3 separate regions of the Homo sapiens genome follow, and regions 1 and 3 are each linked to region 2. The links are chromatin loops, found by intact Hi-C in ENCODE. Cell type or tissue: OCI-LY7. All regions are shown on one strand. Each heading gives the region's core, and the rest is flanking DNA. Links, peaks and the distances in the headings are about the cores only.

Region 1 (7,555 bases), core at 2,556-7,555, 74 kb after region 2:
TACAAGGTTAGGATAATGAGAGTGGCCTGAATTCTGCTAAGATGTAGGTGTAGTTAAATAACCAGTCATGGTTCCAGTGGTCACAAGATTTGTAACTTCCCCGATTACTCCTGTAGATAACATCACTATTGTAGAACCTAAGATTGGCTTTCTGAGATGTCTTTTCAGACTTTTGCATGTCTGAAGACCAGATGACTCCAGCTGGACTTGTGATCATGACTCACCTGGTCTTATGACCCCACCCAGAGGCGGACTCAGTGCACAAGGACCATTTTCCACATCCATATGATGCGTTACCAACCAGTAAGCAGCACCCATTCTGTATTCCCTGGCCCACCATACTATCCTTGAAAAGGGTAACCTCTGAGACTTCGGGGAGACTGATTTTAGTAACGACTTCCATTCTCCCATATGGGCTGGCCTCATGTCAACTAAACTCTTTCTTCACTGCAATGCCATGGTCTCAGTGAATTGGTTTTGTCTGTGCAGTGGGCAGGAAGAACCTGTGTGGTGATTACACTGTCACCATCAAATGAGAAGGCTGACAGGAGCACAGATCCCCAGCTTCCTGCATCTGCTAACTCCACAGGAGCTTTCTAGCTAAACAGATCAAGTTGAGCCTCTGAGGACCATGTCGACATTTCCTTAAAATGGTGAGGCACAGTGATGTGAAATGAATTGTTCTTCACGGGAAACACCCTGTTGGTGGTCACTGAAGCAGTGTTTCCACAGCTGGGATATGCACTTTTTCAAGGGCAAAAGAGGCATCAGGGCAAGTGACTATATTCTTGGGAATTTTATCTGTATCCTCACTAGCCCTGTGACTTTGGACATAAAACATAATCTCTTGGAGCCCTCATTTTCTCATTTCTTCCCTCATTTTCTCATTTCCTAAGTGGTCATTGTGCTGCCGGCCTCAGGGTACTTAAATACATGTAATAGATGCAAAATGTCTAGCTTGTAGTAGGTGCTCCTTAGAACCAAGGGTCTTAAAAAAAATGTTTTGGCAACAGCTGGACTTTTAGCTGAATGGGCTATTTATAATGTCTTTGGCCCATAAGCGTCAAAGGTAGTACTATTTTGTTTCGGTACACCTTGGATTTGCCTCATTTGAGGAAATGTGAAAGAGAGAAATGCTAACATCTGTCTATTTTAAGGACTTTTCAGAGCACGGCACATCTTTCAGTCGCATATGTGTTAGTTTGGCAAACTGGAAATGAAGTGTTAGCTTTGAACCTCAGTCCCAACTGGTGCTGACCCCATTCTTGCCCTTCCAGCCTTCTTGACTACCAGGGTGCTTCCCAAGTGGCCTGGGCCCTGGCCACGGTTCTTTCCCTGATGGACCACCTCTCTGGGCTGGCAGGTCACCCTTCTCTTCATCACAAATAACAAATCCTACACCTACCCTGTCTTCGAAGTGGCGCAAATATCATCTCCTACAGGAAGTCTTCTTTTCAGCCCCAGCATATTTGTTCTCTCTCCCATTCCTGCTGCAGTGCAGGGAGCTTTGGAGTTAGCACTGGGTTTACAATGTGGACTCACCTCTTACCAGCTCTGTGACCTGAAGCAAATGGCCTAACCTCTCTGCGCAGACATTTCCTCATGTAAAAATAGAATAAATCACTTAATTTGTAGGGCCGTTGTGAAGACTATATGACACAGATCTTTTTTTTTTGAGACAGAGTCTCACTCTTTCACCTAGGCTGGAGTGCAATGGCTTGATCTTGGCTCACTGCGACCTCCACCTCCCAGGTTCAAATGATTCTTCCGTCTCAGTCTCTGAAGTACCCAGGACTGCAGGTACACACACCACGCTGACTAGTTTTTGTATTTTTTAGTAGAAACTTGGTTTTCTACTAAAACGGGTTTTGCCATGTTGGCCAGGCTGTTCTTGAACTCCTGACCTCAGGTGATCCATCCGCCTCGGCCTCCCAAAGTGCTGGGATTATAGGCGTGAGGCACCATGCCTGGCCTTCTTTCTTCTTCCTTCCATTGGCCAGTATCACTGCATTCTCTGTCTTAGCTTGAATGCTCAGGTCTTTTGCAACAAGCTTGTAGCTTCTCATTCATTCATGAATTCATTCATTAATTCTTTCAAAAATATTAATTGAATACCTGTTTGCCAGGCACTGTCCCAGGCATCTGGATACACATGTGAATGAAGTAGTCAGAGACCCCCATCCTCACAGGATTTAACTTCAAGCTGGGAAGGCAGAAAATAAACAATAATCATAACAAATCACATTTTTTATGTGTGTTAGAAGATGTTAAGGGCTATGAAAAAAGGCGGAAGAGGAGAGGGGAGATTAGAAGTGTTGGGGGAAAACCAGGCTGCAGCAGTAAACAGGTGGCCAGGAAAATCTCATGGAGAAGGCGAGATTTAAGCACAAACTTGAAGGAAATGAGTACATTTCATCCATTTGTTGAATAAATGAATGAAGCAAGAAATAACTACACTTTATTTATGTTTAAGGTAAAATAGCTCAACAGCAAGAACTTGAAACTATAAGATTTCAGGCCAGCCATGGTGGCACACGCCTGTAATCCCAGGACTTTGGGAGGCCAAGGGAGGCAGACCACTTGAGGTCAGGAGTTCAAGACTAGCCTGGCCAACATGGCAAAACCCCGTCTGTACTAAAAATACAAAAATTAGCCGGGCATCGTGGTGCATACCTGTATTCCCACTACTCGGGAGGCGGAGCCATGAGAATTGCTTGAACTGGAGAGGCAGAGGTTGCAGTGAGCCTAGATCGCACCACTGCACTCTAGCCTAGGTGACAGAGTGAGACTCTATCTCAAAAAAATAAAGGAACTATAAGATTTCTACCAAACCCAGATCATATCCCATTAATAGAGGCAAGGAAAATCCTGAAAGTAATTGGTCCTAAAAGTCACATGCCGTTTATAAAGAGTCACACACTGCCAAGGGGGAAGGGGAGGGCTGAATCAACAGGGGAAGGCTTAATTAACTTCCTCGTGTAAATAATATTTACAAATTGCATCTGACAAGAGAAGTCTTTGTACAGTGAGTAACTCCTCCTGCGAATTCTCAAATGAGTTTGCCAGCTCTGACCTGCGTTGTGTGGGTGGCACTCGGGAAGACTCACAACTGAGAGACCGGCTGGGATTTAAAAAGTGCTCCTCCTTAAATGGGCACTGGATGGCAGATAAAGCAACTTTACTTATGTGGTGGCTGTGTCCCAGGTGACCTGCCCAATGGCCACCTGCATGACTGTAGAAAGAACCATTGACACGGCAGAAAGAACTCATAGGTCAATCTTCACATGGTCTTCCAGCAACCCCAGGAGGTGAAAGAGGTGAAGTCTTCACTCTCACTTCACAGAGGAAGCAGTGGAAGCTCAGAGAGGGCCAGTGATGCTCCAAAGTCACACAGCTACTGCCCAGCAGGATTCAGCCCCAGACTCAGGTCGTCCAATGCCCATTCAGGTTCTGGTCCACTTCAGGCAGGTGGACTGAAGCCTAGGGAGGAAGACAAGGTGGAGAGAAGGAACCACCAGCTCATTCTGTTTCCCAAGCAGGGGAATGGGTATTCATGGACTGCCACAGAACATCACCACCTTGTTCAGCTCCAAAGTGCTGTGTGGAGTGTGGCCACTGAAGTCCCCATGAAAACCAGCCCATCTCACGTGCCAAATGTGCAAAAAGGGGCAAGGAGGGTCTTGAGCTGTCAACCTTGTAGCATAAAGTTTTCTAGCAGGAGAAGCAACACTTCTTAACCATTCAACTCTACAAATCTGGAGGGGCCAGACATCAATGCAGATAAAATCGTACAGCAACCATTCTTTCCTTGGTCTCAACCTCACCTGGAAAATGTCCCCTAGACACTACTAAAGCATCTTTTGACCTGAAATGATATCACTCCTTTCTCTTTCTCCTTTCCTTTCTTTCTTTCTTTCTTTCTCTTTCTTTCTTTCTTTCTTTCTTTCTTTCTTTCTTTCTTTCTTTCTTTCTTTCTTTCTCTCTCTCTCTCTCTCTCTCTTTCTTTCTTTCTTTCTTCTTTCTCTCTCTCTCTCTCTCTTTCTTTCTTTCTTGACAAGGTCTTGCTCTGTCACCCAGGGTAGATAGAGTTCAGTGACACGATCATGGCTTACTGTAGCCTTAACCTTCCAGGCTCAAGCCATCTTACCATCTCAGCCTCCTGAGTAGCTGAGACTGTGGGCACACAACACCATACCTGGCTAATTGTTTGTGTGTGTGTATGTGTGCTTTTTTAAAAAATGTTTTGTAAAGATGAGGTCTTCCTATGTTATGCAGATTGGTCTCAAACTCCTGGCCTCTAGCCATCCTTCCACCGTGGCCTCTCAAAGTGTTGGGATTACAGGCATTAGCCACCATGCCCAGCCTCTCACTTGTTTCTTGATGGGATTTTATGTTTAATTTGTTTCTTCATTCATTCATTCATTCATCCATTCATTCATTCATTCACTCGTAAGTAGATAACTAGATAACTAGATCCTGGTCCTGCCCTCAGGAACCATGGCGATGTTTGCAGTACTAGGAGAGGATAAACACTGAGAATTAAAGGAGCCAGAAGAGGGGTACCTCGCTGTGTTCTGGGTAAAGTAGGAGGTGAAGGAAGGCTTCCTGGAAGAAGTGGAACCTGGGCTAAGCCTTGAAGGATAGGGGAAGTTATCTGGGTAAGACATGGAGGGCAGAAAGGTAAGAGTGAGAGCAAGTCATCCGAGGCCTATAGACCAGAGAACACCATGGAATATCTGGGAGCATGGTGTTTATACTGGTGGAGCAGGAGGTTCTGAGCCATCCCAGATGGATGGAGCCAAGAGATAAAAGCAGAGAGAGAGAGACAGGACCTTGGGAACCAGACTGAAGGAGCTTGGACTTGATCTCTAAGAACAGCAGAGACAGCTAGTGGAGAGCATTAAGTAGGGAAGTGACGGGGTCAGATTCGTGTGTTAGGAAGACCAGTCTGGCATCTACAGGGAGAAGAGACTGGAATCCAGAGAAGTAGGCAGGGAGGACTGGCAGGATTTTTCTCTCTCCCAGCTCAGCCTCACAAGGTTGGTTTCCACAAACCCTTCCATGCCAAGCAGCCCTGGTGCCCTCAGTGAGATCTGGAGCCCAGACACCTTGGGATTCTGGGCGGCAGGACCCATATGGAATCTTTACCAGATCAGCTCTCTGCTGCCCCCAACTGTCTCCAAGAGGCCCTTTGGTCCTTGCAGGCTTTTTCTAAACCTCTTAGAATCTAGCATAGGGGTAGCAAACTTTTTCTGTAAAAGATGAAGTAGTGCGATATTGGACTTTGCAGAATATACGGTCCCTGTTGCAACTACTCTACGTTGCAACACGGAGGCAGCCACAGACAAAATAGAAACAAATGAGTGTGGCTGTGTCCCAATAAAACTTTATTTACGGACATTAAAATTTGAATTGCACATAATTTTCACAAGTCACAAAACATTCTTCTTCTTTTGTTGTTTTTTTAGACATTTAAAATGTAAAAAATTCAGAAACAACAACAAAAAACAAATAACTCAATTTAAAAATGGGCTAAGGACTTGAAGAGACGTTTCTCCAAAGAGATATACAAATGGCAAACAAGCACATGAAAAAGATGATCAGCCCCTCTCATCATGAGAGACATCAAAACTAAAGCCACGATGAGATGTCATCTCACCCCTATTGGAATGGCAACTGTCAAAACACAAAGTAACGCATATGGACAAGGATATGGAGAAACTGGAACCCTTATGCGCTGTTGGTGGGGATGTGAAATGGTGCAGCTGCTATGGAAAACAGTTTGGCAGTTCCTCAAAAAATTCCAAATAGAATTACCATAGATTCAGCAATTCTACTTCTGAATATATACCCCAAAGAATTGCAAACCAGATCTCAAAGAGATCTTTGTCGACCCATGTTCTTAGCTGCACTATTCACAGTAGCCAAGAGGTGGAAGCGACCCAGATGTCCATCAATGGATGAGTGGATCAACAGAGTGTGCTATGTACATACAGTGCTATTCAGCCTTAAAAAGGGACAAAAGTCTGACATTTGCTACACCATGTGAATGAACCTTGAGGATATTATGCTAAGTGATATAAGTTAGTCACAAAAAAAGACAAATACTGTATGATTCTACTTACATGAGGTACTTGGAGTAGTCAAATTCATAGACACAGGAAGAATGGTGATGGCCAGGGCTTCGGGGAGGGGAAGATAGGGAGTTGTTTCATGGGTATAGAGTTTAAGTTTTGCAAAATAAAAAAGTTCTAGAGATTAGTCTTACAACAATGTGAATATACTTATCACTACTGAACTGTATACTTAAAAACAGTTAAGGTAGTACATTTTATGTTATCTATACTTTACCACGGTTTTTTTTTCTTTTGAGACAGAGTCTCGCTCTGTCGCCCAGGCTGGAGTGACGTGGCGTGATCTCGGCTCACTGCAACCTCCACTTCCCGGATTCAAGCGATTCTTCTGCCTCAGCCTCTCAAGTAGCTGGGACTACAGGCACATGCCACCACACCCGGCTAATTTTTGTATTTTTAGTAGAGATGGGGTTTCACCATATTGGCCAGGCTGATCTGGAACTCCTGACCTCGTGATCCACCTGCCTCGGCCTCCCAAAGTGCTGGGATTACAGGCATGAGCCACCGCGCCAGGCCCACACAATGTTTTTTAAATGTAGAAACCATTGCAAGCTGGGACACTATACAAAAACAGGTGGCAGGCTAGACTTATTTGTTAGTCCATAGTTTGCTGTCTCCTACTCTAGCAGAACAAAATCCATGGACTTCCAGAACCCTTCCTTAAAACCTCACAGCACCCCTTCTGAAGTTCTCAGAACCAACGGCATTTTCCAATTTCCTCACAGGGCTTGGGAAGAGAACTTTTGCTGATCTTAATGAAATATGACTTTTGAACTCCAAATTGGGATTCAGTGAATGGAAGCAACAGAGTCTGACCCATACTATGAATTGGTCCCAGATCTGTTTCTACCTTTCTCCTCCTAGCATGAGTGACAGGCACTGTAAATCCTCTACGGATGCAGCCTCCAGAGGGTTCAAGCCTCCCTGTGATTGGGAAGTGCATTGTCAAGTTCACACCTGATTGGTTTGTCACATAACATTCTGACTTCAGTTCTTCATTTAACACATTTACTGAGCATCCAGTCCCTGAACTAGACCTTGGGGTACAGCAATGAAGAGGACATGGCCCATCTCCTAGGAGCTCACAGCCTCATGAGCATTCATGTGGGTGTGTCGGGGAAACTGTCCTAGGGACCTGGGACAGTAACTTGTTGAGCTAGAAGGCTTGAAACCCACCCAACTCTACCATCCACTCTCATATACCCTTCCTTTTCTTTTGGCCCAAATTTTTGAAAGAATTTGGTCACCACTCAGCACCCTGGGACAGAGAGGAGATAAACATCCATATAGCACAGCTCAAAAAGTTACTGCTGGGGCCCAGGCTGGCGTGGCAGGCCAGGCTTCCCACTCTCCAAACCCGTTTTCTTCTCCTTCTGGCACACAGCTAGCCTACGTCTCCCAGACGCCTTGCGTTAGGTGTG
Region 2 (7,736 bases), core at 1,402-6,401:
GGTTGCAGTGAGCCAACATCACACCAGTGCACTCCAGCCGCAACAGAGCAAGACTTTCTCAAAAAACAAACAAACAGGCAGTGAATTGTTTACGAAGACCTAAACGGCATTTTTTTTTTTTTTTTTTGGGACGGAGTCTCACTCTGTCACCCAGGCTGGAGTGCAGTGGTGCGATCTCGGCTCACTACAAGCTTCGCCTCCCGGGTTCACGCCATTCTCCTGCCTCAGCCTCCCGAGTAGCTGGGACTACAGGCGTCCACCACCACGCCCGGCTAATTTTTTGTATTTTTAGTAGAGACGGGGTTTCCCCATGTTGGCTAGGATGGTCTCGATCTCCTGATCTCGTGATAAGCCCATCTCGGCCTCCCAAAGTGCTGGGATTACAGGCGTGAGCCACCGCGCCCAGCCCTAAATGGCATTTTAAATATCCGGATATGCTTTTACCACATTACACTAAGGTACAGCCAGCCCCCCATTTCCATGGATACTGCACCCATGAATTCGACTAACCTCAGATTAAAAATATTTTGGGAAAAAAAGAAATTCCACAAAGTTCCCAAAAGCAGAGCTTGAAGTGATGTGTAGGTGTAGCATTAGGTGTTATTAGTAATCTGATTTCAAATATAGTAGAGGATGCGCTGAGGTTATATGTAATTACTACCCAGGTCATTTTCTATCAGGGACTTGAGCATCCACAGTCGGTCCTGGAATCAATTCCCCACCGCCACCCACACCAGAAACGCTACTGTATTTACTTCATCCCTCAAAGACTGGCTGTGATCTAAAGCCCTCATCTACAGCCGTTTCCTGAGTCATTATCATTATCACCTGGGGAGCTTTTGAAAAGTAAAGAATCTAGGACTCCACCCAAGCCTCCTGAATTAATTTCCAGAATCTGTTATCAGTCAAATGCTTCCCCAGGCCATTCAGGCGGTGAGCCATGTATGTGAGCATGTCTGTGACTAGCTTGCCACAGAGGTATATTATTCTCATTTTGCAGATCAGTAATCTGACACCAATGTCATGTTCATCCTGTTGGCCCACCTGGTGCCTCCAGGCTGCAATGCTTTTGCTTATACTACTCCTGCCTCCTTTCTAGACCTGGAGAACTCCTACTCATCCCACAAAGCCCAGCTCAATAGCTGCCCCATTTGTGGGCCTTCCCAGCAGGCACTGGGAATGGCACTAAGCCCTGAGCTACCTTAGCCTCGGCTTCACCACGCAGGACCACATTATCTCATGTGGATAAGCTTGTGCCTGTGGTCCCTTTACGGGGGGTGTTCCTGGGGCCAGGGCTGGGCATGGACATTGCTGCGCTCCTAGACCTGCACAGAAGTGAGTTTTCCAGTGCGGGTGAGAACGGCCCCCTCTGACCCCCACCGCGGTCCCACACGGGCAGGGGTCAGTGCGCAGCCCTCCCCACAGCCTCCCCTCGTGCCCAGGACTCACTCTGCTGCCCTGGGAGGCCCTGGCCCATTCCCTACGCGAGGGATTGAACCGCACGACCACAGTCACCCAGGTTCTCCCCTCCTCATCTTCGTAGATGCCAGGCCTCTGGATCCACAGACGGCCAGGGGGCACCCCTAGACGCACAGAAGCTTCGGAGGCCATGGCAAGTCTGCAACCGGGACCCGCCTCTAGGCTCACACGTGTAGCTTTCCAGCTGCGCAATCTCCTTAAATGGAGCAGCTCCGGCGTGGGTGGGGCCCGGGCCGGCAGTGGGGGCGGGGCCGGCAGTGGGGGCGGGGCCAGTCGGGGGAGGAGGGGGAGGAGGAGGAAGGGGGAGGAGGGAGGAGGGAGGAGGGAGGAGGAGGAGGGGGGAAAAAAGCAACCTGCAGCAGGGGCTAGGCAGGGACGAGGCCAAAGAGCAGCGGAGTTAGGAACCCGGCCTGGGTCTCCTGGAGGGGCTGTGGCTGGACCGGCAGCTGCTGGAGGCAAAAGGGCGGCTCCCGGGGATAGAGCTGCCCAGGCTTCACCCCAGGCCTCTGCAAGGAATTTGGCTCCTAAGACCTATTCCACCTCCCTTCCACTGGTCCCAGTCCCTCCGCAGCCTCCTCCCTGAGCACCCCTGCCCAATTTTCTGTCAGGTGATTCCCCTCCTTTGCTCCCCACGACCCCCTGCCAACCATCCTGCCCCAGATCCTGAGCTGGCATGCACGACCCTGGTCTCTCCTATCCCTGTGGCCATTCCTTTAACAGGACTCTGTGTCAGGGACCCTTCTCTGAGCTTAGAGCTTAGAGGCATGGGGGGCGGGGGGCGCTGTAACCTCAGTGGACTCTTGCCCCTGGAGGTATCTGGTGAAGGCGCATCCTGCACAAATCAAGCTCCCTCTCCTTAGAAAATAAGCCAGTGCACTATCAGCATCTGAGCTCAGGATCAGATAAAGCCCACAGAAACAAGGCCACCGGAGGCCACGTGGCCACCTGGCCAGCCCATCCTTGGCCATGGGGCCCAGAGTGCCCACTTGGCCTGGTCGTCTTACTTGCTCGACTTTGTCAAGAGGCCTCAGAAGCTCAAGAACATAGCAAGAAGCAGGTCCGTTCTATAAGCACCCTGGGCTGCTTCTAAATGCACCATGAATAGGAACCTTTTCCTTTTGAAAACCACAAGCATGATTCTTCTAGTTCAAGTGAAGATTAGTATTGAGATGATGCCATTCTGCTGGGGAGATGTGAAAATGATTTCTGGACAGTCCTGATCCAGTGTAAATGGCAGGTAGGATAACCACTTTTGAAGAACTCCCTGGGCAGCTTCTGTGGAGGACTGAGTCTTGTTTTCACAGCAATTCCACCTCCATCCCCAGTGTTTTTCCAAGGAACCAACACTTGGGGTGGGAATGGAGTGGGCCAGGAAGACAAGGGACATCACAGTCTCATATAATGTGATCCATACATGGAATCACGTACGTGTGTCACCTTTGCCATATTCCATTGGTCAGGGGTAGGTCCTATCCTTACTCAAGGTTATGAATACCAGGAGGCAGGGATCATGGGGACCCCTGGTCTCCTGGGCCCCCCTGAAGCCTGTTTGCTGTAGGTACCTACCCTATGGGACTCCTCTGAGGATCAGATGAGGCTGTGTGTATAGTGTTAAAGCCTGACACATAGTGAATACTTGAAATACCCTGGTCAATAGTTATGTTCTCAGACTAGTTCCCTCTCCCAGGCAGAATCCATCATTCCTACCCTTGTAACCCCAATGCAATTGCTATTTATCTCTATCATTTTCTGTTGCAAATATATATTTTGATATTCTCAACCTCACTCCCTGATGGGCAGGTGTGTGGCTGTCAGTGGGGTTGGAGGTAAAGGTTGCCTAATATGTGGGGAGCCCCTATGCCATGTCAGGCATTTTTCATAGGGTATCTCACTAACACCTCCCAACAACTCCATAAACTAGAGACCGTCACCCCCATTTCATAGATGAAGTATCAGAGGCTTGAGTGGCTTAGCAACCTGAATGAAGTGGGTAGCAGAGGAAGGATATGGACCCAGCTGTTCCTGGCTCTAACATGCATGCTGCTTGTTGACTGCCTTGGCCAAGTTTGGCTCATTACATGGAAGAGGCAGAACCTGGAGTAGGGAGATCCACAGTGGCTACTGTAGAAATGGTGGTGGGGTCTGAAGATGGAGACTGAGAACACCTTGCCATGAGTGGGTGGTCAGAAGGTAAGCAGAGGTCTCCATAGGCAGAAAGAAATAACTACCAGTTAGCCTCAAGGTGGAAAATAGATTGCTTCACCGATCACCCTCTTTGGCCAGGTCTCCCATCCCTCAACCCTTGGACCTGGTATGAAAAAAGCCACGGAGCTGCAGGTGACAACAGTTTGGTTCCTGGTCCTTCAGCTGGTCTTTGTCCATGTCATGTCTGAGATAAGTGAGATAAGGCTATGTCTTCTGGCCAAGTTGTCCATCTCTGGTACCTGTGACCTGAAGGATTCACTCTCCGGGGTAGGTGTCACCAATGTCTTTGAGAACCACTTTGATCTCTCCAGAATTGCTCCCAGGATTGCCTGGTACTGATGGTGCACTCATGCCTGGGCCCAATGCTCTCCTCCTCCAGCAGAGGGAGCCCTTCACAAGCCCCAAGCCCTGGGGACGTTGAGGCTGGACACCCACTTGCCGGAAGGATTCCAGACCACAAACAAGGAGGCGCTGTGCAGGGCTTGGAAGGCTGGGTAAGAGTCACTGATACCTCTGCACATTTCTGTTCAGCTCCTCCTAGGTACTGGGCCAAAATGGCAGGGCAGACAAGATGCCAAAGGCAGACAGCCTAGACAGGGCATGGTTTAGATGGAACTGGCAAAGTTGTCCCACCGAGTAAGCAGCATGAGTAGACCTGGAGGAGAGGTAATTCAGGGTGTGTCTGGAGATCAGGAATAATGAGGATTATCCAAGCTCATATGATAAAGAATAAGAATGTGGTGGTGGTGGGGGCAGGGGTGGTATTGATGCTCCATTGTAAGCATCAAACACGCCAGTCCCAGCAGCTGGTTTTGAATGATGAGCAATGAGTGTTTGAGACAAGGAGTGACATAAGTATGCACTTAATGTTAGAACTAATGATAAAACCAAAGAGTGGCTTAGTATCAAGTAGATCATGACTACTAGAGAAAAGACTGGATGGGGATTGTGCAGATAATAACAAAAACAAGAACATCCAAGTTCCAGCTCTGCTTATTTCAGACAGTGAGCAGAGCAAACTTGCAAAGTGGTAAAAGAAAGTCAACCCAACCACGGAACTGAAGAATGAGGGTTTAGGAAAGTTTTGCTTATGTACACTATTTTCTTCTAAAGATTTTATTTAGATTAATTTTTCCATGTTGATATCCAATTAATGCCAATTATTTAAAAGACTATGCTTTGTCTACTGTACGGTATTATCACTTCTGTCATAAATCTGGGAACATTTATGTATGAGTCTGTTTCTGGACACTTTTCTATTCCATTAGTCTGTTTGTCTCTCCTTGTGTTGATACCACATTGCTAATTACTATAGCTTTAAAATAGGTCTTTATATCTTATTGTAAGATTCTGTTTCTCTGGAGAACCCTAATATAGCTATTCTCTTCCCTTTACATATCCATATGCATTTTAAAATCAGCTTGTTAATCCTCCCCACCTCCAAAAGCCTGCTAAGATTGATTGGGATTGTGTTGAATCTATAGGTATATTTGAAGAGAATTAACATCTCCAACATATTAAGACTTACGATCCGAAGCAATTGCATAGTGTATCCTTCCATATTTTGGGTTGTCTTTAACTGTTCTCTCTGATTTCATTAAATTAACTCTTAAGTATTTGATTGATGCTATTTTAAATGTCATTTCAAATTATGTATTATGTTTGTTGCTGTTATAAAAAAATGCAACTGGTTTGTGTGCATTGACACTATATCTAAGACCTAGATAAATTGACTTAACTCTAATAGTTTATCCACTATTTGAGGAAATGTCTTAGCCATTGTATCTTCAACTATTCCCGTCTCATCCTTTCTTTTCCTCCCTTTCCCTCTCTTTCAGTGACTCCAATTACACATTGTCAGACCCTTTAAACAAGTGTACCGTGCTCTCTATGCTCTGTTCTTGTTTTGTTTCCTTTTTTTTCCTCTCTGAGCTTCAATGTTGATGTTTTCTATTAGTTTATCTTCCAGTTCACTAATGCTGACATCTGCTATAACCAATCTGCTCTCAAACAATTCATTTCTTTGCTGCAAATATTATATTTATTAGTTCCAGGATGCCCATTTGATGCTTTTTTTAAAGATTAAAACTTTATCTGATAATCTCTACACTCTTAATCATTTTGTCCATCATTCTATTTCTTTGGACATAATCATGGTTACTTTAAAGTTCTTGTCTAATAACTCTGGTTTACTGGTGGGCCTCCTTCTATTGTCTACTTTTTCTCTTGGTTTTTAGTTAAATGGTCTTTTCTCTTGAGTAATATTTAAAGGAATGCCAAATATTTTGTATAAAAGCACTGGAAAGACTCTAGCGTTTTCCCCCCAAGTAGAGTTAACCCTATTCTCTGCTAGGCAGATAGAGTGAAGTATTAAACAGTTTAATCCCAATAGGGACTAAACTGAGTCAAGGTTAAGATGCAGTTTGGATAAGAATCAGTCTATCCAGCCAGGCACAGTGGCTCACTTTGTAATCCCCACACTTTGGGAAGCCAAGGTGGGTGGATCGCTTGAGCTCAGGAGTTTGAGACCAGCCTGGGCAACACAGTGAGACCCCCATCTCTACAAAAAAATATAAAAAGAGCTGGGTACAGTGGTGCATGCCTGTAGCTCCAGCTGAGGCTGAGGTGGGAGGATCACTTGAACCCAGGAGGTCAAGGCTGCAGTGAGTCAAGATTGAGCCACTGCACTCCAGCCTGGGTGACAGAGTGAGACCCTATATTAAAAAAAAAAAAATTGCCTATCTATCTCTAGTTTGCCCTGCTCTTAGAGTATGACCCTCAATCAAGAGTCTGGTAGGTCTTTGTCTCAGCACTGTGAACAAAATTCTCTGGAAAGGAAACTGGAGGAAAGAGACTTTATATTCCAGTGAATAGTTTGCAAACCAGGGAGATGCAGCCTTCAGTGTAAAACAAGATGTGTTCCAGAGCACAAAGGGAGGGTTGGGGTTCTGTAGCAAAAGTTTCCACCCAGGTTCCCAATCAGGTCCATTTATGCAAATGAGAGATTCAGACTCAGGTAGTTCCAATTAGTTGATACAGCTGAGCCTTGATTGGTCAAGGCAGGTGGGCTCTGATTGGTTGGTTTAGGCGTGCTCTGAAAGTCACCAAGTCAAACAGAGGTGTTGGATTTCTGGGAACTCAGGAGTACCTATGTGATTTCTAGTTAGCAGATGGCTGCTTGGCTGTATTTTACTATTTCACATTTAGGCCTCGTTAGCCACTGGGGATCTTTCTGTCTTTTTTTTTTTTTTTTTTCCTTTTGAGATGGCGTCTGGCTCTGTCGCCCAGGCTGGAGTGCAGTGGCGCAATCTCGGCTCACCGCAAGTTCCGCCTCCCGGGTTCACGCCATTCTCCTGCCTCAGCCTCCCGAGTAGCTGGGACTACAGGCGCCCACCATCACGCCCGGCTAATTTTTTTGTATTTTTAGTAGAGACGGGGTTTCACCGTGTTAGCCAGGATGGTCTTGATCTCCTGACCTCGTGATCCGCCCGCCTCGGCCTCCCAAAGTGCTGGGATTACAGGCGTGAGCCACCGCGCCCGGCCTAGGGATCTTTCTTGAAAGATTGGCTCTTTCAGGTTCACATTTGTTCATGACACTAAGAGACTGCAGGAAATTATTTTCCTTTTGGGGGTTTTGGCTTTGCTCTTCAGCATCCTGCCCTGAACTGCTTCAAATTGTAAAAAGCCTGTGGAGAGAGGGTACTGGCCACGCATTTGAGATTCCCTCAAGTCTCCACATTTGTCCAGCTGCACAAAACTCACAGCTAATGTTCTCAGGAAAAAGCAGCTGCAGATGCCTGACAGCAGGGGTCAGTTCACCTGCTCTCCAGCGTTTTCAGCTCCTGCCAAGCTGTTCTCAGGAACTCCACCCCCTGGTGAGCCTTTGTCTTCTCAGGAGACCACAGGGAGCCTGGGCAACACGGTGAGACCCCACTCTACAAAAAATACAAAAAGTACCCGGGAGTGGTGGCACGTGCCTGTGGTCCCAGCTACTCCGGGGCTGAGGTGGGAGGATCACTTGAGCCTGAGAGGTCCAGGCTGCAGTGAGCTGT
Region 3 (7,736 bases), core at 1,216-6,215, 120 kb after region 2:
CACCCACCTCAGCCTCCCAAAGTGCTGGGATTACAGGTGTGAACCACTGTGCTTGGCCTACTCTTTTATTTTATTTATTTATTATTATTAGAGACAAGGTCATATTATGTGGCCCAGGGTGGTCTTGAACTCCTGAGCTCAAGCAATCCACCCTCCTCAGCCTCCCAAAGTGTCAGGATTACAGATGTGAGGCATTGTGCCCAACCAGATGTTACTCTTCTCCCCTCTGACAGGTGAAAAGGCCTGTGGAGTAGAAGGGAGGGGCAGGTTTGCCCAGGGTCTCACAGTAAGAGACAAGCACCATACCAGGTACTGCCTGATCCCAAACCCACAGCGAGGGGAACCCGCGATGCTCGATCACCATGGCGGCACAGCAGTGAGCTTGGACCCTGGGGCTCAGACCGCACCCCCACATGCAGTTTTTTGTGACGCCAATAACACCATCATCACTCTGACCCCACAAACACAGCACAACCCAACAGAAGCTGGTTAGCAAGACTGTTCTCAGCAAGCCACTCCCAGCAGGGACACAGCCGCAGCTGGCTACTTTTCTCCCCAAAGGCCCTGTTCTGGGACATTGACTCATTGACTTTGCAAACTGCCAAGGAGGAAGGCAGCCAGCCAGCATCCTTGTCTTTATTTTCCCTGACACCTGGGCCTCTGAATCCCACACATTAACCAACATCTCTGAGGGTGTCTGGGCCAGGCCTTTGCAGCTGCCAGCAGATTTCCACGGGCATTTGGAAGGACTGGGAGGGTCTACCCCTACCACTCCCTGCCCATGAGATATCCCGGGCACCTTCTCAGCAAAGCTCAGCCTCACGGGTGTCCTTTCTGGGGACATGGCAGCGTGGGGAGAACTAACAGCAAGTGTGCAGCCACCGGCAGGTCTCGGCCCCATTGGGTTGGAACTAGCTCAAGGACCTTAGACAAGGCACTTCTTTTTCTAAGCTTAAGTTTTTAAAATTGGCCTGTTATTAAGAACTGAGTCACCAAATAAAAGTGATGATTTGCTGTGATTTTCTTTTTATTCGTTCACTCACTCATTCAGTATTTACTGCGTACCTTTGCTAGGCTTCACACTCAGTTTGTTACCAATAGGGATTTTTTTTTGTTGTTTGTTTGTTTGTTTTGAGATGGAGTCTTGATCTGTCGCCCAGGCTGGAGTGCAATGGCGCGATCTCAGCTCACAGCAACCTCTGCCTCTGGGTCCAAGCAATTCTTCTACCTCAGCCTCCCGAGTAGCTGGGATTATAGGCATCCACTATCTGGTTAATTTTTGTATTTTTAGTAGAGACGAGGTTTCACCATGTTGGCCAGGGTGGTCTTGAACTCCTGACCTCAGGTGATCCGCCCGCCTCGGCTTCCTAAAGTGCTGGGATTACGGGCGTGAGCCACCGTGCCCGGCCCAGTAAAGGATATTGACTGCAAGTTGTCCAGGTTCTTGGCATTTTGAGCAAAGAATTGGACAAAATGCACAGCAAAGCAGGGAAAGAATGAAGACATGAAAGCAGAGATTTATTGAAAGTGAAAGTACACTCCACAGGGTGGGAGTGACCAGAGCAGCGGCTCAAGGGCCCTGTTACAGAATCTTCTGAGGTCCAAGTACCCACCCACTGGAGGTTTCCCATTGGCCACTTGGTGTTCACCCCATGCAAATGAAGTGGCAGCCCGTGATCAGTCTGATTGTTGCAGAAAGTGCCCACAGGGCTGGGCTTGATGTGTTACGTCCTTGGTCCTCACAACAGGTATTGTGAGTGCGTCTGTACCATGACAAAGCCTGGGGCTCTGAGGCCATGTGTACTTTGCCTATGATCACTCAGCTAATAGGAGGGGTGCAGGACTCGAACCCAGGCTCGCTGCTCCTAAGCCATTCTCCTAACCATTGTGCAATGGTGCTTTCCTAGAGCTCTTACAATCCAGTAGTGTTCACAACACTCATACAGCTAAGCCTGATGTCGGGCTGGTCATACAGAGCGAGTAGGATTTCAGAGGAGAGAGGCAGCAGGTTTTATCTAGATGGACCAGGCAAGACTTGGAGGAAGACGCCACATTGAGCCTGATTTTACAGCAAAGCAAAGCTTCCACCTTCCCCCTCCACTCCTACTGCTTTGGCTATGCCAGGTCCCTCTGGGAATTTTCATTCTAGTGGAGGCGACAAGTGACCTCCCAAGGGCTGAGATAGTGAAGGGATGGGGACCCAGGAGACACACGTCAGGATAGGGAGATGTGACCTATGCTAGGGGGTCAGGCAGGCCTCCCCGGAGACAGGTGTTTTCAGCTGAGCCCCATGGGATGAGTACTTTTATCTGGATGAGAGAAGGTTCAAAGAGAGGGAATGAGCTCCCAAAGAGGACAGCATTTTTTAGACCCAAGGGATGAGAGAGCCTGGAGCCTGCAGGAGAATGAAAGCAGCTGAATGTGAGGGAGCACAGACAGCCAAAGAAGACATCACCAGAGTGGGCCCAGAGCCACAGGGCCTCAGCAGCTACTGCCGGGGTCGTCCTGAGCTTTCTGGCACAAAGGGAACCACTGCATAGTTGAATCCAGGATGAGTTACAGGTGTGTGGTTTCTTAAGCACGGGTAATGGACAGGTGGGGCTAGTTAGGAAATACGGGGTATGGTAAGGGGTTGGTGTGGAGAGAAGAAATGCAATTCAAGAGATATTTGGGGGCAGATACCAACAGGACTTGTTTGGATTGGAAGAAGGAGGCAAATGGGGTTTCCAGGTGTCTGGCTGTGGCAACCAATTTGGCAGCAGCTTTCGACAATGAACTACTTGGAAATTGCAATTTGTGTGCGGCGTGTCACATTTTCCAGCACAATATCATGTGTATTCTTAGAGTCTTCAGTCAGGTGGGAAATGAAGGTGCTATCAAAGGACCCTGACAGACAGCGCAGGGATAGCCTGTCTTGAATATGGCAGAGTCAAACCCACAAGCTCTTGGGGAGTCCTTAAACAATTGAGATTACCTTCTTTGATGACCACCCGCAGCCCAAGGGGAGGATACTTTGAATACCACCTACTCCACATCCCAACTAAGGAAAGGAAAACAAAGTTGGCTACCCCCAACTGTCTGGGATTTTTCAATTTTTGCCTTTTTCCCTCTCTCTTGTGTCTCCTATATAAATCCTACCCATGTAGAAGTCAATCTATCATTTGTTTCCCTCATAGATAAGCAAATTAATTGGCTTATTATATTACCTATGTCTTTTATTTATTCTTTGATAGGAGGCACTATTATTTTCTCCTTTTTACCGATGAGGAAACTGAGGCTCCGAGAGCTTGAGTGGTTTGTCCAAGGTAAATGGGAGCCAGGTTCTGATTCTGGTCTTCAGTGCCCAAATTCCTGCCCCTCTCTCTAGGACAGCTCGAAGCCCTATTCTGGCCTATTAAAGGGAGCATTTCCAGAGAGAAAAAAAAATGGATGTGGACACATTCGACGTTTCTGATATGATTGTGTTGTCTGGAGCCCAAACGCTCTCCCTCGGGCCCTTGAAATGATGGGAAGGATGCAAGGTCAGAAAAAATGTGGAATGTACGGGACTCGGGCTCTACCTGGGGACATAGAGAAATCTCCCTGATTTGTTTTTCACATAGAGAATTTACTTAGGGAAGGTGGAGAGTGCAGAACGCGGCTCCGCGTGGTGGCGAAGCATAAGAAGTGCACCTGCAGGCAGAAGGGAGCCAGATGGAGGCCACCTGCAATAACGGGGCTCATTCCCGGAGAAGCAGCGCCATCTGCTGGTTTCCCATGATATGACTGTGTCAGACCAGAACAAAAGCATTTAGAACAGGCCATCTCAAAGAAATGCTAGCCTGATATTTTACCTTTTGGAGTAAAATTTCAGACTATGCAAGGATTTGATCCACTTAGCATTGAAAACAAAACCAAAAGCAACCTGCTGTGGTCCGAATGTTTGTGTCTGCCCTAAATTCCTATGTTGAAATCCTAACTAACCCCAAGGGTGATGGTACTAGAAGATGGGGCCTATGGGAGGTGATCAGGTCGTAACGGTGCAATCCTCAGCAGAGGGATTAGTGCCCTTATAAAAGGGACCGCAAAGACACCCTAATCCCTGCTACCATGCAAGGACATAGGAAGAAGCCGCTAGCTATGAGGAAGTGGGTCCTCACTAAACACCAAATCAGCCGGGGCCTTGATCTTGGACTTGCCAGCCTCCTGAACTGTGAGAAATATATATATATATTTGAGACAGAGTCTTGCTCTGTTGCCCAGGCTGGAGTGCAGTGGCACAGTCATGGCCCATTGCAACCTCCACCTCCTGGGCTCAAGCAATCCCTTCACCTCAGCCTTCCAAGAAGCTGGGACTACAGGCATGCACCACCACACCCGGATAATTTTTGTATTTTTTGTAGAAACAGGTTTTCGCCATGTTGTCCAGGCTAGTCTTGAACTCCTGGCTTCAAGCAATCTGCCTGCCTCAACCTCCCAAAGTGTTGGGATTACAAGCATGAGCTACCACACCCGGCCAAAATTTCTGTTGTTTTATAGCCACCCAGCTTACAGTATTTTGTTATGGCATCCTAAACAGTCTAAGGAATGAGCTTTTGTTAATTATTCAATAAATAGTGTTAAGCCCTTAGAAAAATAAGACAGACATAGTTTCTGCCCTTTTGGAAGTTGCATTCTGGCAAAAGGTAAACATGCTGTACCATCTCTCACACACACATGTAGTTATATACATACATGCTTGTGTACATACATGCATTTGTATACAAGCTCGTTTTAGGTATTGGTAAATGTCATGAAGAAGGAAGAAGAATAAAAGATGATACTGGGCCAGGCGCGGTGGCTCACACCTGTAATCCCAGCACTTTGGGAGGCTGAGGTGGGCAGATCATGAGGTCAGGAGATCAAGAACATCCTGGCTAACATGGTGAAACCCATCTCTACTAAAAATACAAAAAAAAAAAAAAAATTAGCTGGGCGTGGTGGCAGGCGCCTGTAGTCCCAGCTACTCATGAGGCTGAGGCTGGGGAATGGAGTGAACCCGGGAGGCAGAGCTTGCAGTGAGCCGAGATCATGCCACTGCACTCCAGCCTGGGTGACAGAGTGAGACTCCGTCTCAAAAAAAAACAAAAAAAAGATGATACTGACTGGGGTTCTGGTGGAATAAGCTGGGGTTTGCTCTCCAGCCAGGACAATAGAAAAGACCTCTTTGAATTAAGATCTGAATCATGAGAAGAAGGTAGATGTGTAGGAAAGAAGAATTTCCAAAGAGAAGGAACAAGAGCAGAGGGTGGGTCCAAGCCTGACAGCGTGAGAAAGAAGCCACGGGGGCTGGGGCACAGCCAGTGCATGGCCCAGCTGAGTTCTGTAAGCAAAAGGCCTGCATCAGCAAGATTCACGTTTCCCAAGACTATCTCTTGAAAAGAATAGGTGCTTATTGTTTAATCTTTCCAGATTCTTACATAACTGGGCACTCTTTCAATTACTTTAGTTTAAATAACTACAGTCTTTCTGGGGAAGCCACATTAGCCTGAAATGACCTCAAGGTGAGCTGTTTGGCCAAACACGTTTAAACCAGATACAGCTAGTAATCCCAGCTGGAATGTTGAACGACATTGTAAATAAGCCTTTTAAAAAATATAGAATTTCGGCAGGGCGCGGTGGCTCATGCCTATAATCCCAGCACTTCGGGAGGCCCAGGCGGGCAGATCACGAGGTCAGAAGTTCGAGACCAGCCTGACCAACATGGTGAAACCCTGTCTCTACTAAAAATACAAAAATTAGCCGGGTGTGGTGGTGCATGCCTGTAATCCCAGCTACTCAGGAGGCTGAGGCAAAAGAATCACTGGAACCCAGGAGGTGGAGGTTGCAGTGAGCTGAGATAGCACCATTGCACTCTAGCCTGGGTGACAGAGCGAGACTCCGTCTCAAAAAAAAAAAAATATATATATATATATACACACACACACACGTATATATTTTTATATACACATATGTATATATTTTTATATTTATATATACATATATATTTTTATATTTATATATAATTTCAACTTTTATTTTAGATTGGGAGGGTACATGTGCAGGTTTGTTACACGGATATATTGAATGACACTGAGGTTTGAGGTAGGAATGATTCCATCACTGAGCATAGTACCTAATAGGTAGTTTTTCAGCCCTTTCCCGACTCCCTCTCCCCGCTTCTAGTAGTCTCCAGTGTCTACTGTTTCCTTGTTTACATCCATATGTACCCAATGTTTAGTTTCCATTTGTGAGGACATGTGGTATATGGTTTTCTGTTTCTGCATTAATTCACTTGGTATAATGGCCTCCAGCTGCATCCAGGTTGCTGCAAAGGACATTATCTCATTCTTTTTTATGACTGCATAGTAGTCCATGGTGTATATATACCACATTTTCTTTATCCAATCCACCTTTGATGGGCACCTAGGTTGATTCCATATCTCTGCTATCGTGAATAGTGCTGTGATGAACATACAAGTGCATGTGTCTTTTTGGTGCAATGATTTATTTTCCTTTGGATATATGCCCAGTAATGGGATTGCTAGGTGGAATGGTAGTTCTGTTTTAAATGCTCTGAGAAATCTCCAAACTGTTTTCCACAGTGGCTGAACTAATTTGCATTCCCACCAAACAATGTAAACTAATTTACATCCCCACCAATAAGGGTTTCCTTTTCTCTGCAGCCTGGCCAGTATCTGTTGTTTTTTGACTTTTTAATAATAGCCATTCTGGCTGGTGTGAGATGATACCTCATTGTGGTTTTGGTTTGCATTTCTCTGATGATTAGTGATGTTGAGCATTCTTTCATACGGTAAACAAGCCTTTTAAAGATCACTTTAAAAAGCAAATCGATGGGTAGTTACATCATAGAGACCATGGTTAAACACCTACAGAAAAAAAAATTCAGTGTCCTAATGTGCTTAAGATAAAATGCTCATGGAAGTGGTCATACATGGATTCAAAACTGCTCCAGCTCAGAAAACTTAAATAAAAGTAAAGGTAGTCTGAGTGTAGTGGTTCCTGCCTGTAATCTCAGCACTTTGGGAGGCCAAGGCGGGTGGGTCGCTGGAGCTCGGGAGCAGCCTGGGCAGCCGAGACTAGCCTGGGCAGCATGACAATACCCTGTCTCTACCAAAAATACCAAAAAATTACCCGGGCGTGGTTGTGTGCACCTGTAATCCCAGCTACTCAGGAGGCTGAGGCGGGAGGATCGCTTGAGCCTAGAAGGCGGAAGTTGCAGTGAGCAGAGATCACACCACTGCACCCCAGCCTGGGCAACACAGCAAGACCCTGTCTCAAAAAAGTCAAGGAAAGGCACTCTTGACGTTGATTCTCATGCTGTGGTGTGTGGACCAGCAGCAGTAGCGGAGACACCTGGGAGCTTGTTAGACATGCGCGGTAGGAATCTGCATTTGAATTAGATCCCTAGGTGAGTCACATGCACAATCACGTTTGAGAAGTTTGAGAAGCGCTGCTCTTGGAAACTTGTGGCAGAGCTCAAAAAGTGCTCCAGTCATGAGAGACACTGATGCTGAAAATTCCAGCAGAGCATTTTAGTAGTTGTTTCACAAGCTGAGAAGAAAAGCAACATTTGTAAATAAATGTATTACTTGATGATATATTAAATGTAGCTAAATTAATAGATTGTGGGCTCCAGCGCCAATTGCCTGGCCTTATATTTTCTAGTTCTTCCGCTTTTTCAGCTGTGTGTCCCTGGTCAAGTTACACATCTTCTC

What was found. Hi-C counts contacts between places; a loop is a spot of excess contacts. Peaks named below come from ENCODE experiments on the same cell type or tissue, not always from the same donor. Only the 100,000 strongest peaks of a DNase experiment are listed, where the experiment ranks them.
Region 1: it touches region 2 in a loop (7-fold over the local background); 13 of 110 quality-filtered maps call a loop at or near these places.
Region 3: it touches region 2 in a loop (7-fold over the local background); 31 of 110 quality-filtered maps call a loop at or near these places.

What each region holds. Positions count from the first base shown.
Region 1 is chr14:95,607,206-95,614,760 of GRCh38, reverse strand. No RefSeq gene overlaps it. Among named protein-coding and RNA genes, the nearest start is that of LINC02318, 37 kb to the right of the region's middle. RefSeq lists an enhancer at 283-352. In OCI-LY7, for the core only: CTCF peaks have their summits at 3,095, 3,295, 4,974 and 5,180 (motif pointing left); DNase peaks (open chromatin) are centred at 3,280 and 5,180.
Region 2 is chr14:95,680,343-95,688,078 of GRCh38, reverse strand. It overlaps TCL1B (TCL1 family AKT coactivator B), which reads right to left and starts at 1,653. Exons shown (of 4, transcript NM_004918.4): 1 at 1,450-1,653. The coding sequence starts at 1,611. In OCI-LY7, for the core only: CTCF peaks have their summits at 2,277, 3,853 and 4,076 (motif pointing right); a DNase peak (open chromatin) is centred at 4,068; H3K4me3 peaks cover 267 bases; H3K27ac peaks cover 1,093 bases.
Region 3 is chr14:95,557,094-95,564,829 of GRCh38, reverse strand. No RefSeq gene overlaps it. Among named protein-coding and RNA genes, the nearest start is that of LINC02318, 13 kb to the left of the region's middle. RefSeq lists an enhancer at 6,659-7,158. In OCI-LY7, for the core only: CTCF peaks have their summits at 3,510 and 3,713 (motif pointing left); a DNase peak (open chromatin) is centred at 3,699.